Linked DNA regions of Homo sapiens: region 2 is linked to region 1. Evidence: chromatin contacts called from ENCODE Hi-C or POLR2A ChIA-PET data. All regions are on one chromosome and are shown on one strand. The core of a region is the stretch at or near the end of the contact, and the rest is flanking DNA. Distances in the headings are between cores, read along the strand shown. Region 1 holds the start of TRNP1 (TMF1 regulated nuclear protein 1). Region 2 holds the start of IFI6 (interferon alpha inducible protein 6).

The links. A loop is a pair of places that touch in the nucleus more often than their neighbours do. ChIA-PET counts read pairs that join two places held with the same protein, here RNA polymerase II (POLR2A). Pooled maps may share reads with other maps.
Region 2: a pooled map shows a loop between it and region 1 (3-fold over the local background). The contact joins the promoter of IFI6 here to the promoter of TRNP1 in region 1. A Hi-C loop is called at or near these places in 1 of 50 pooled maps. POLR2A ChIA-PET finds 5 or more read pairs at or near these places in 2 of 52 experiments (B cell and HepG2).

The regions. Positions count from the first base shown.
Region 1 is chr1:26,991,565-26,998,034 of GRCh38, forward strand. TRNP1 (TMF1 regulated nuclear protein 1) reads left to right here and starts at 2,128. Exons shown (of 2, transcript NM_001013642.3): 1 at 2,128-3,048. The coding sequence starts at 2,223. The coding sequence ends at 2,906. RefSeq lists enhancers at 986-1,487, 1,488-1,987, 1,741-1,900, 2,125-2,625, 5,998-6,470 and 3 more and silencers at 2,041-2,370, 2,401-2,460.
Region 2 is chr1:27,669,877-27,675,801 of GRCh38, forward strand. IFI6 (interferon alpha inducible protein 6) reads right to left here and starts at 2,316. Exons shown (of 5, transcript NM_002038.4): 1 at 2,247-2,316. It also overlaps the pseudogene RNU6-949P. RefSeq lists an enhancer at 2,348-2,687.

The DNA.
Region 1 (6,470 bases), core at 878-3,377:
CTGACCTCCTCCCTCCCCCAACCCCTCCACCCTTCCTCTTCACTGAGCCTGGCGCCTCTCACCCACCCGCCTTCCTCTCCCAGCCGCTTCTGAGCTGCCTCTTTGGAGCCCAACTGTCTCGCCCACGAGTCCCCATCACTCAGTCTCACTCACTCTAAGACACCTGAAAGCAGTTAGAGAACATGTGTTCATGGGGGGAGGATGAGGCTCTATCATCATCCTGCACATCATGCAAGCACGCCATCTGCCTCCTCTTCAGGCTTCAGCAGTCACACTGGCCATACCTTCCGCAGGTCCTCCTGAGCCCAGGGTCTGCTGCAGTCCTTCCCAATCGGGTTCAGAGCTGGTTTCTGGACCCCTGGCCCTTGCCCCCACCCACCACAGAGACCTCCCATCTCTGATGCCACCTTCAAGTAGATGGAAACTGAGGCAGGCCCATGGTGTCTGAGCCAGTGTTTGGTATGGCAGGGTCATTTCTGTTGGGGGAAAAGTGGGCAGGGTTCCATTCTATCATTTTGTCAGGGCCAGATGAGAAGTGTCAGATAAAGTCCCACATAAAGAACGTCCCTCCACCAAGAGGACTAGACCCAGGTATCTGAGCCCCCAGAGGGCATGAATGGCTGAGCTCGTGCATTTCTGTCCAGATTCAAAAATCTGGATTCAGCCACCAGTCGTCAATAAGACATTGGGCAAAGCACTACTGCCCTTCAGGGTCTCAGTTTCCCCTTCTTTATTTTTTATTTTTATTTATTTTTTGAGACTGAGTCTTGCTCTGTCGCCCAGGCTGGAGTACAGTGGCACAATCTCTGCTCACTGCAACCTCTGCCTCCCGAATTCAAGCGATTCTCCTCCCTCAGCCTGCTGAGTAGCTGGAACTACAGAGGTGCGCCACCACACCTGGCTAATTTTTTTGTATTTTCAGTAGAGACAGGGGTTTCACCATGTTGGCCAGGCTGGTCTAGAACTCCTGACCTTAGGTGATCCACCCACCTCGGGCTCGCAAAGTGGTGGCGGAGCCACCGCGCCCCGCCAGTCAGTTCCCCGCCCCCGCACACCCCCCTTCCCCCTTCCCGCCCCCGGCTTTTTTTTTTTTTTTTTTTTGAGACGGAGTCTTGCTCTGTCGCCCAGGCTGGAGTTCAATGGCGCGATCTTGGCTCACTGTAGCCTCCGCCTCCCAGGTTCAAGCGATTCTCCTGCCTCAGCCTACCGAGTAGTTGGGATTACAGGCGCCTACCACGACGACCGGCTAATTTTTTTCTATTTTTAGTAAAGATGGGGTTTCGCCATGTTGCTCAGGCTGGTCTTGAACTCCTGGCCTCAGGTGATCCGACCGCCTTGACCTCCCAAAGTGCTGGGATTACAGGCGTGAGCCACCGCGCCCGGCCAGTTTCCCCCTCTTTAAAATGTGTAGGAACACCGGCTGGGAGGAGTAAACACGAGCCGGGGCAGGGAAAGAACTTTGCACACCGTGGGGTCCGGGGCTCCTCTGTGATGCCACCAAGGTTTGCAGGCTCAGCGGCAGCGCTGAGGTATTTGTTCTGCGAATAAAGCGCTCTACCTATCGTGGAATCAGTCCAGCTAGATCCCCGTCCCACCAGGACGGCAGTCGCCCCTCTGCGTTAACCCTTCCACTGCCCTAGTGAGGTGGGAAAGGGGGTCCTTGAGAGCCCTATGGCCCAGGAGAGACCGGGCAGAACTGATTCGGCCAAGGGCAGCATGAGGTGTGGGAGGAGCACGGCACAAGGAGTCAAGCCTCCTGCGTTCTAGCCCAGGCTCTCTTCGCACAGAGGCCTTAGGCAAGACCCTCCCCCGGATGGAGACCGGATTCCGTGAATTTCTAAACACCAGCTACCAGAGCTTATGACTCTGAGGGGCCAAACCAGGGAAGATGAGGCTCCCTTTGCACCCAAAATTTGGGGAGAGGCGAAAGGGGACCGGATGCCCTAGCGGAGCAGAATCCGGCGAAGGGCAGGACCTGAAGGGTTTGGGGAATGCCCTGAATGTGCAGAGCGCGGGGGGGGGGGGGGGGGGCGGGGCGGATTCAGGGCGTGCCTGTCTCTGATTGGCTGTGCCGCCCGTCGCTCCGCCCCGTGTTCTATAAGATGCGCGGACGGCGGGCGCGCCTCTGGGGTGGGGGCTGTGGCCGTGTCTAGCTGTTCGGGTGTGCTGTGGTCATCCTCCCTGCGCACCTACAGCCGCAGACCGCCGGTGGGGGGCGGGGGATGCCGGGCTGCCGCATCAGCGCCTGCGGCCCGGGGGCCCAGGAGGGGACGGCAGAGCAGAGGTCGCCGCCGCCGCCCTGGGATCCCATGCCGTCCTCTCAGCCCCCGCCCCCAACTCCGACCTTGACTCCTACCCCGACCCCGGGTCAGTCCCCGCCGCTGCCGGACGCAGCTGGGGCTTCAGCAGGCGCGGCCGAGGACCAGGAGCTGCAGCGCTGGCGCCAGGGCGCTAGCGGGATCGCGGGGCTCGCCGGCCCCGGAGGGGGCTCTGGCGCGGCTGCGGGGGCGGGGGGCCGCGCGCTGGAGCTGGCCGAAGCACGGCGGCGGCTGCTGGAGGTGGAGGGCCGCCGGCGCCTGGTGTCGGAGCTGGAGAGCCGCGTGCTGCAGCTGCACCGCGTTTTCTTGGCGGCCGAGCTGCGCCTGGCGCACCGCGCGGAGAGCCTGAGCCGCCTGAGCGGCGGCGTGGCGCAGGCCGAGCTCTACCTGGCGGCTCACGGGTCGCGCCTCAAGAAGGGCCCGCGCCGCGGCCGCCGCGGCCGACCCCCCGCGCTGCTGGCCTCGGCGCTGGGCCTGGGCGGCTGCGTGCCCTGGGGTGCCGGGCGACTGCGGCGCGGCCACGGCCCCGAGCCCGACTCGCCCTTCCGCCGCAGCCCGCCCCGCGGCCCCGCCTCCCCGCAGCGCTGACCTCCACGCCCGGACCCCTGGCCACCCCGACAAGCTTCGCCGAGGTGCCGACCGACCGACTGATCGCGGACGCCGGCTGGAAGGACTACGGATCCGCAGGAAGAGGCAGTTGGGGGCCAGGGGCCCAGTAGAGGAGGCTGAGGTGCGGTCTTAGCGGCTGGTGCGTTCGAGGGTCGGTCATGGCGTGTGGGGGGCTGGTCCAGGGCCCGGGAACTCCCTTCCCTGGAGCTTCTGGCGTCTGCTGGGTCCCTAGTAAAGCTGCCACTTTCTGTTGCCGCCTCTCCCGACCATCTGGAGAGTGAGAGGTGGTAGCATCAAGTCTCCATTATAAGAGTTGGACTCTTGAGGGGGCTCAGATCCCAGGAACGGGTTGGCGGCAAACTTTTACCACTTGGAACCTGCCGCACGGATGCAGCACCCCCCATCCTCACCCCCACTTGCGTGGCCTTTCCCGGGCCCCTCGGAGCTGTGAGCAGTCTTGCCCTTGAGGATGCTGCTTCCTGGCGCCGCCCAGCTCCGTGCCTTCGGGAGGACAGAATAATGAGGCCCCAGGATGGGGTGGAGGCTGGCACAGGGCTGTACCACTGAATTCCCCCTCTAGGCCTGTTTCACCTTTGGGGAGACGGAATCCCAGAGAGGTTTAGGATTTGTTCTCTTCATACTTAGGCCCTTCTTCTTCTAGGAGACAGCTTTTCTTATGCCGTCATGCAGGTTCGCAAAAATTACAGCCTGACTCACATAACCAGGACAGGATGTCTGGCACCTGCTCACCCAGGGATCCTTACATAGCAGAACCTAGAGGCTTAACTCCCAACCTGTTACTAAGATGGCTCGGCCAGGTTGGAACCAGGTGATACCCTTTAACAGGCCCCAAGGGGGCAGGTGTGGTATCAGCTTCCAGAAAGGGGGGCCTTAAAGAGCCAGATCTGAGGTGAGATCTGCTTCTCTTCCTGTCCAGATGCCCTTCAGTCTCCCATTCCTCTGTCCCCACTGTGAATGACCTGGCTACCACATTGCTGCTCACCAGCTGAGTTAATTTCACTCTCACTTATCAGTCTGCGAAGTGGATCTCTTAACCTCCCAGAGGGGCTGTGGTGACGTTAACCCAGGGCAGAGGTCCTTCTTCTTCCTCACTAAATCATGGAAAGATAATTTTTTTGTTGTTGTTGTTTGTTTTGAGACAGTGTTTCGCTCTTGTTGCCCAGGCTGAAGTGCAATGGTGCGATCTTGGCTCACTGCAACCTCCACCTCCCGGATTCAAGCGATTCTCCTGCCTCAGCCTCCCAAGTAGCTGGGATTACAGGCATGTGCCACTATGCCCATCTCATTTTGTATTTTTGGTAGAGACCGGGTTTCTCCATGTTGGTCAGGCTGTTCTTGAACTCCCGACCTCCGGTGATCTGTCCGCTTCGGCCTCCCAAAGTGTTGGGATTACAGGTGTGAGCCACTGCACCTGGCTGATAATGTATTATTTTAACTCACACCTGGAAACAGGCACTGCTTTTGCTGATAGAGCCATGAGCTAATTTAAAGTCCTACTTTTGCAGGGTGGAGAGGGGATTTCTCAAGGTCACATGCCAGTGAGGGAAGAATCAAGGTCCCTGGCCTGTGTGTGCACCTCCCACAGTACCCTGGGCAGGGGCTAGGGAGAGTTGTCCTCTGGATCCTGTCTGCTCTGTGACTTAGAACAACTCTGCCCCCTCTCTGGGCCTCTTTCCTCAGTCCCTCCTTGAGTCAGGGCTTGGGAATGGGGTGAAGTGGGGAGGATGCTTCCTTCCACAGGAATCTGGGAGGGTCAGGTGCACTGCTCTGATAGGCTGAGGCTTGGGGCCCTTATGGGATCCTCCCTCATCAGCCCTTCTCCCTGGATACCAAACTTTTTGGCTGGTTTCTCGGCTAACAGCAAGGCTTTCCTGAACCCTTTCTTAGCTGGGGAAGGGAGGTTCAGGAGGGAGTCTCAGAGCCTCTGACAAAGTTAGGGAACCCCAGGGAAGTAATGAAGGGGGCAATGCCATCCTCTGGTCTTTCCAAACAGGGAACACCTTCCAAAGCCACTTGGGTCATTTGGGGTCTAGAGGCTTAGAGAGGACAGGACATCTTGGAAAGAGCTGAGCTCAGGCCTTGGTGCTGGGCTGCAGCCAGGACCATTTGTTTTCTGGGTTGCATGGGAGGGGGCACTTGGTCCGGAGAAGCTTTTAGCTAATGGTGTAAAGTGCTCGGTGCCATCACAGTTTTGGCTTTCTCCAGGATTTATTTGTAATCAGCTTGTCCCGATTTGGGGGTGGGGTGGGTGAGTAGAGAATTAGAGACGACACTGGCTAGTGTGTGTGTGTGTGTGAAGTAGAGGGTAGTAAATGGAGATTGGTCCTGGTGTCACAGGCAGCTCTGCCCCCTCCCTCCACTTCCAGATGTCCCACTGCTCCTCATCAAGCTTCCTGGCCAGGGCACACACATGTAGACTTGAACCCCAGCTCCTAGTTAGTGCTATGTCCATTACCACATAGCCAACTAACAAAAGGCACCTCCCACACCTGCCTGACCCTCCAGGGCCCCCTCTAGAAGCTCACCCGTCTGGCTTTATTCAGGCTGGGTGCGGTGGCTCATGCCTGTAATCCCAGCACTTTGGGAGGCCCACGAGGGCCAATCACTTGATGTCAGGAGTTCAAGACCAGGCTGGCCAACATAGTGAAACCCCTTCTCTACTAAAAATAACAAAAATTAGCTGGGCGTGGTGGCAGGTGCCTGTAATCCCAGCTACTCGGGAGGCTGAGAAAGAATTGCTTGAACTCGGGAGGTGGAGGTTGCACCGCACTCCAGCCTGGGCAACAGAGCAAGACTGTGTCTCAAGAAAAAAAAAAAAAAAAAAAAAAGCTCACCCGTCTGCCTCCATTTTCTTCTTAATTAGCAAATATTGATAGGGGCTCAGAAAGCAGAGCCAAATCAGAGGAGGGTCTCTACTTTTAAGGGCTTATGTCTCCTGGCTCTTTTCCAGGCAGGCTTTTCTGGCTGTCACCATCCCAGGGGATCCCTTGGGGGCTGAGCAGTTTGTTGGAGGCCAGCTCTAGCCTCGGACAGAAGGCTGACCCACCCCTTTTCCCCACATGACTTTCAGAACACTTTCTTGGTGGCCCCCAGCTCTGGGGACAGGACTGAGTACAGGGATCTTGGGGGACCTGTGCATTGAGGACACTGACGGCCACCAATGAATTTATATCTCAGCAAAGGGAAATGAGGGGGGAACAGGAGCCTTTCTTCAGGCTGGTGCTTGGGGCTGGGAGACCAGTTCAAGGTTCTAATCTGGGACCTGCCCCTCAACTGGATAACCATGTGAGCGTTGCCACCAGAGGGCAGTGTGGGGCTGCTTTCTCGAGACGAAGGGGTGTGGCCTGGAGGAGGTTCAGTCCTTTATTGTTCCTGCCCCCAATCATCCCTTTGCCCGGTAGTCCCCGGGGCTTCCTAGACCTTGAGCTGCAGGGGCCTGGGAGAACGAGCAGGGTAGTCGCGGTCAGCGCAGCCCTAGAGTGGGAGTGTAGTTCTGGGGATAGCTTCCTGGGTGGAGTGGGA
Region 2 (5,925 bases), core at 1,066-3,565, 680 kb after region 1:
GGCCTCACATCAACTTAATTTTTTTTTCAGAAAGAAAGCACAGAAGGGTGTGTGGAAAAAGAAACTCAGTTTCCCTCACCGTACGAGAGGCTTCTGACAGCAGAAGTGTGGGGGTTTCTCCCCACCAGCAAGCAAACAATCAGTCCTCTGGTGAACACCAGCTGAGGGTCCCCAAATTCAATTCTGACACCACTATGGGTAGATAGTGGCCGATCCCACATGTTGAGGGTTCAGTCCCCCAGACTGCCAATCGAAAGCCCTAGGTTGTTTTACCTGTGTTTCTGACTGACTATAAACTGGGGTTCCCACAATTCCCTCCTGCAGTTTTACTAATTTGCTAGAGCAGCTCACAGAACTCAGGGAAACACTTTACTTACATATACTGGTTTCTTTCTTTAAAAAAAAAAAATTGATCTTGTTGTTGTTTTGAGACAGGGTCTCACTCTATTGCTCAGGCTGGAGTGCAGTGGCCCCATCTCAGCTCACTGAGACCTTCGCCTCCCAGGCTCAAGTGATCCTCCCACCTCAGCCTCCAGCATAGCTGGGACTACAGGTATGCACCACCACGCCCAACTAATTTTTTTTTTTTTTTTTGAGATGGGGTTTCACCATGTTGCCCAGGCTGATCTTGAACTCCTGAACTCACGCAATCTGCCTGCCTCAGCCTCCCAAAGTGCTGAGATTACAGGCATCAGCCACCATACCCAGCTACATTTACTGGTTCCTTATGGATATTACAAATGCTCCGGATGAAGAGATGCATAGGGCAAGGTATGGGAGAAAGGGCATGGAGTTTCCATTCCTCTCCAGAAGCACCACCCACTGGAGACCTCCTTGTATTCGGCTATCTGGAAGCTTGTCAAACCCTGTCCTTTTGTGTTTTTATGGAGGCTTCATTACATAGGCATGACTGATTAAATCACTGCCCATTGGTAATCAGCTTAACCTTCAGCCCCTCTCCCCTCCCCAGAGGAAATGCCAGCCATCAGTCAACTTATTAGACAGTTATCACTCAAAAGATATTTATCACTTTGAAGATTCCAAGGATTTTAGGAGTTGTATGCCAGGAACTGGGGGATGAAAAAATATATTTTACAATATCACAAGGGATAAAGGTCACACAGCAAATTGTGCAACATGGGTACACATTCAAGACAGTCAGAATTCATGAACCTATGCTCTTTCCTTTATACCACAAAACTGGAAAATGCATATGCCCTCAGACTCACCTCTAATATGATCTTTGTCAGATCAATGCTATTTTCTTAAGTTAAAAAGAAAAACAAGAAACTCCTCTCATGTATTGAGTACTTAGCACTTTATGGCACGCAGTCCACTTGTACCTATAACAACACCACGAAGTAGGTACCATTGTTATCAACCACATGTTATAGATAAGGAAACTGAAGCTCAGAGAGGTTAAGTAATATTCCCAAGGCTGCCTAGCCAGGTCATGGCAAAGTCAGGGTTTAAACCCACAATTGGCTAATACCCAAGCCCACATTTTTTTTTTTTTTTTTTTGAGATGGAGTCTTTCTCTGTCGCCCAGGCTGGAGTGCAGTGGCGCAATCTCATCTCACTGCAAGCTCCACCTCCCAGGTTCATGCCATTCTCCTGCCTGCCTCAGCCTCCCGAGTAGCTGAGACTACAGGCGCCCACCACCAAGCCCGGCTAATTTTTTTTGTATTTTTAGTAGAGACAGGGTTTCACTGTGTTAGCCAGGATGGTCTCGATCTCCTGACCTCGTGATCCGTGGGTCTCGGCCTCCCAAAGTGCTGGGATTACAGGCGTGAACCACCACGCCCGGCCACCAAGCCCACATTTTTAACAACCACTCCAGATGGCTTCATCTATCCTTAAAGATGAACTCACTGTCACATTGGATCCTATAATAAAGGGGATTCTAAAATCATCCAGTCCTTTGAGCAGCAAAGGCAACTTAACTTTCCTTTTACAGAGGAAGTAATTAAGGCTCCAAGAGGTGACAGTGTTAAGGCCACAGATCGCTGATATTGCACCTGTAAGCTGGGTCTCATGCCACTTGGGGTTTTGCATCCCATCTCCCTAAAAATCTCCAACCCATCCTCTTAGACAAGTCCCAGCCCAGAGCACTAAAAGGGACCCAGGAGTGCTGCCTCCCAGGAGAAGGGGCCTCCTGGCTCTCAGAACATGAGATTTACAGGCAGACAGGCAGCCTGGCAGAGGGTGGCAGCTTGATGCCCACACTTCATAGCTCCTGAGTTTACCTTGGAGGAGAGAAGAGAAGCAATCTTCAGCCCGGAGCCTGCTGATAGATGGGCACAGCAGCGAGTAAACGGTTCTCCGGCTGAAGGCTGGCTTTTTATCATCACTTGTGGATCCTCCCACGTCTCACCCTAGGCAGCCAATCCCTGTCGGAGTTTCTATTTCTGCACTCTGCAGTTTCATTTTCCCCTCTCTCCCAGCTCCTGCACTCTGCAGAGTTTCATTTTCCCCTCTCTCCCAGCTCCGCCCAGCGGGAACATTTGTGTGCTGCCTGCTGGCAGAAAAATGCACTTCAAGCTGAGGACTTTTGGAGCCGCTAAGGGTATTCAAAGCATGTCACACTATGATGAGAGCCACGGCCATACTGGGCTTAGTGAAGCCTGATCACCAGCTCCCCCTGGGGCACACAGGCCTTTCACCATTCAGTCCAATTAGTAAACAACACCTATCATTTATTGAGCACTTGCTGCATGCCAGGGTCTGTGCAAAGTGCTCTATTTACATGATCTTTTTCCAATCCCACAGTAGTCATGTGACATACCATATGCTGTTTATAAACCCCCAGAACTTTGGAAATTAAGTCACTTTGTTCCATTGTTCTCTCAGGCTGGCTGCTTCTGGGTCATGGGCATATGGTAAGACCAGTGAAGCCTGTGTTCATGTGGCCATCATGATAGATCTTGAGTTTCAAGATGGGTCCCCTGGCCCTAGGTAATGAACTGAGCATTCTTTAAAGCCTTTGGATGGTGATGCTTGAAGTGCTATGGGTCAGAAATGCAACCTCTATTTGGAGAACATAGAAATTCCAGTAAGGATGAATCATTGCCTTCTCCCAAGTGGAAGGGGTCTGAAATAATTGACCTGCCACCAGATGGCTGGCTATTCTCATTGAGAAATTTTGCCATATTGCTACCTGCTGCTGGCAGATTGGCTATATTTTGGCAATTGCCAGATCAGTTTTGGTGAGAGGGAGCCCAAGTTGTTGGACTCATTTCTAACCCCCATCCTTACCACCTTGGACACTCATAGGTCTATTGCAAGGCAATAGTGAGGCTAAGTTTAGAGGCTGGCTGACATCCACAGGATGGGACATCCTGGCCATTGGGCTGTAGAGCCTCCTCTGCAGCAGATGATCTCTGGTCAGCATTAACATGAGACATAGAGATCCAGGTGCTTTATGCCCATTCAGAGTTCATTCTTATGCCCCTAACCCACACCTGCTTATTCCCAATCTTCCAATCTTGTTCCATCCATGCCTTTGACCAACCAGCCAAGCCATTTGCCTCTTATTAGGAATTGGTGTATGTCTGTACTTCAGTCCATCTCTCTCTCTCTCTCTCTGCATACAGAGGGAACAACACGGTATACTGCTCCTAGTTCTGCCCCCTGGGAGGATTCACTATTATTCAGTGCCACCCCCAAATGGGGCTGTAATAGAGTGGTCCGTTTCCAGCTGATACCAAAATATTATACTGACTTATCTGTGAATTGAGTTTGACTCCTTTCCTCCATTATCTGTTGGTTGCTGGGAACACTCCATGAGGCCATATATATGGGTCAAAGAGAAAACCCAGAGAAACAGAGTTGGGCGCCACAGGACTCTGAGCTCCCTGTTTATTTAATTTACTCAAGCCTTTTAGACCCCTTTGCTCAGCCTTGAATATACCATTTCCATCATATATTTTTTGTTTTGTTTTGTTCTTTGTTTTTTGTTGTTTTTGTTTTTGTTTTTGAGACAGTCTTGCACTGTTCCCCAGGCTGGAGTGCAGTGGTGTGATCTTGGTTTACTGCAACCTCTGCCTCCTGGGTTCAAGCGATTCTCCTGCCTCAGCCTCCCAAGTAGCTGGGATTACAGGTGCGCGCCACCATGCCCGGCTAATGTTTTTTGTATTTTTAGTAGAGATGGGGTTTTGCCATGTTGGCCAGGCTGGTCTTGAACTCCTGACCTCAGGTGATCCACCCACCTCTACCTCCCAAAGTGCTGAGATTACAGGTGTGAGCTGCTGTGCCTGGCCTCTTTGTTGTTTTGTCGGTTGGTTGGTTGGTTTGTTAGAGACAGGGTCTCACTCTGTTGCCGGGGCTGGAGTGCAGTGGTACAATCATAGCTTACCGCAGCCTTGACTTCCTAGGCTCAAGAAATCCTCCCAACTCACCCTCCCAAGTATCTGGGACTATAGGCATGTGCCACCACACCCAGCTAATTTTTATATTTCTTTTAGAGATGGAGGTCTCACTACATTGCCCATGCTAGTCTCCAACTCCTGGCTCCAAGTGATCCTTCTGCCTCGAGGTCTTAAAGTGCTGGGATTACAGGCATGAGCCAATGCGCCCAGCTTCCATCACATATGGAACTGCTGCTCTACCTTTCTGATAATACCCAACTTAAGATATATAGCTACCTGGCACCCAGTGGTGAGATGTGTAGTCACTACTGGGGCCCAGTGACACATCAGGGCCTCTTTTCCCAAAGGGACCACAGTAAGCATAGCCTTACTGCAGAATCCTAAGAATCCTAACCGTAATTCTCCTATGTGGGCTTTCAGAAACTTTCTACAGAATCTTTTTTCTCCCTCCCTACAGAATTGTTATCCACCTTCACACAGATACATCCAGCAACATTGTAGGATCATATAATCAGAAGTGGCAGCATAGCTTGTTTTGTGGCCTGAACCTGCTACACAGTTAAGAGGAAAGAAAAAAACCAAAATGACCTAATGTGCTTTTTCTTTTCTTTTCTTTTCTTTTCTTTTGAGACAGAGTCTCGGTCTGTCGCCCAGGCTGGAGTGCAGTGGCGCGATCTTGGCTCACTGCAAGCTCCACCTCCCGGGTTCACGCCATTCTCCTGCCTCAGCCTCCCGAGTAGCGGGGACTACAGCCGCCCGTCCCCACGCCTGGCTAATTTTTTGTATTTTTAGTAGAGACAGGGTTTCACTGTGTTAGCCAGGATAGTCTCGATCTCTTGACCTCGCGATCCCCCCACCTCGGCCTCCCAAAGTGCTGGGATTATAGGCGGGAGCCACCGCGCCCGGCCTGCGTTTTCTATTCTCTCACTGAACACAACAATCGCCACAGACCAGATGTGTGGGTGGGTTTTTTTTCTCACGCCCCAAGCAGCAGACACCAGCTGGGTGTCCTCCGATTCAATTTTTTTTTTCTTTTTTTTTTTTTTTGAGATGGAGTTTCACTCTTGTCGCCCAGGCTGGAGTGCAGTGGTACTATCTCGGCTCACCGCAACCTCCGCCTCCCGGCTTCAAGCGATTCTCCTGACTCAGCCTCCCATGTAGCTGGGATTACAGGCATGCACCACCACACCCGGCTAATTTTGTATTTTTAGTAGAGACGGGGTTTCTCCATGTTGGTCAGGCTGGTCTCGAACTCCCAACCTCAGGTGATCTGCCTACCTCGGCCTCCCAGAGTGCTGGGATTATAGGCGTGAGCCACCTTGCCTGGCCTCAATTCTTTTTTTTTTTAATTATTAAAATAAAAATATGGAACGCTTCATGAATTTGTGTATCATCCTTGCACAGGGGCCATGCTAATCTTCCCTGTATCATTCCAATTTTAGTATATGTGCTGCTGAAGTGAGCACTTTTTTTCTTTTCTTCAGACAGGGTCTCACTGTGTCACCAAGGCTGGCTCAATCACGGCTCACTGCAGCCTCGACCTCCTGTGTTCAAGCGA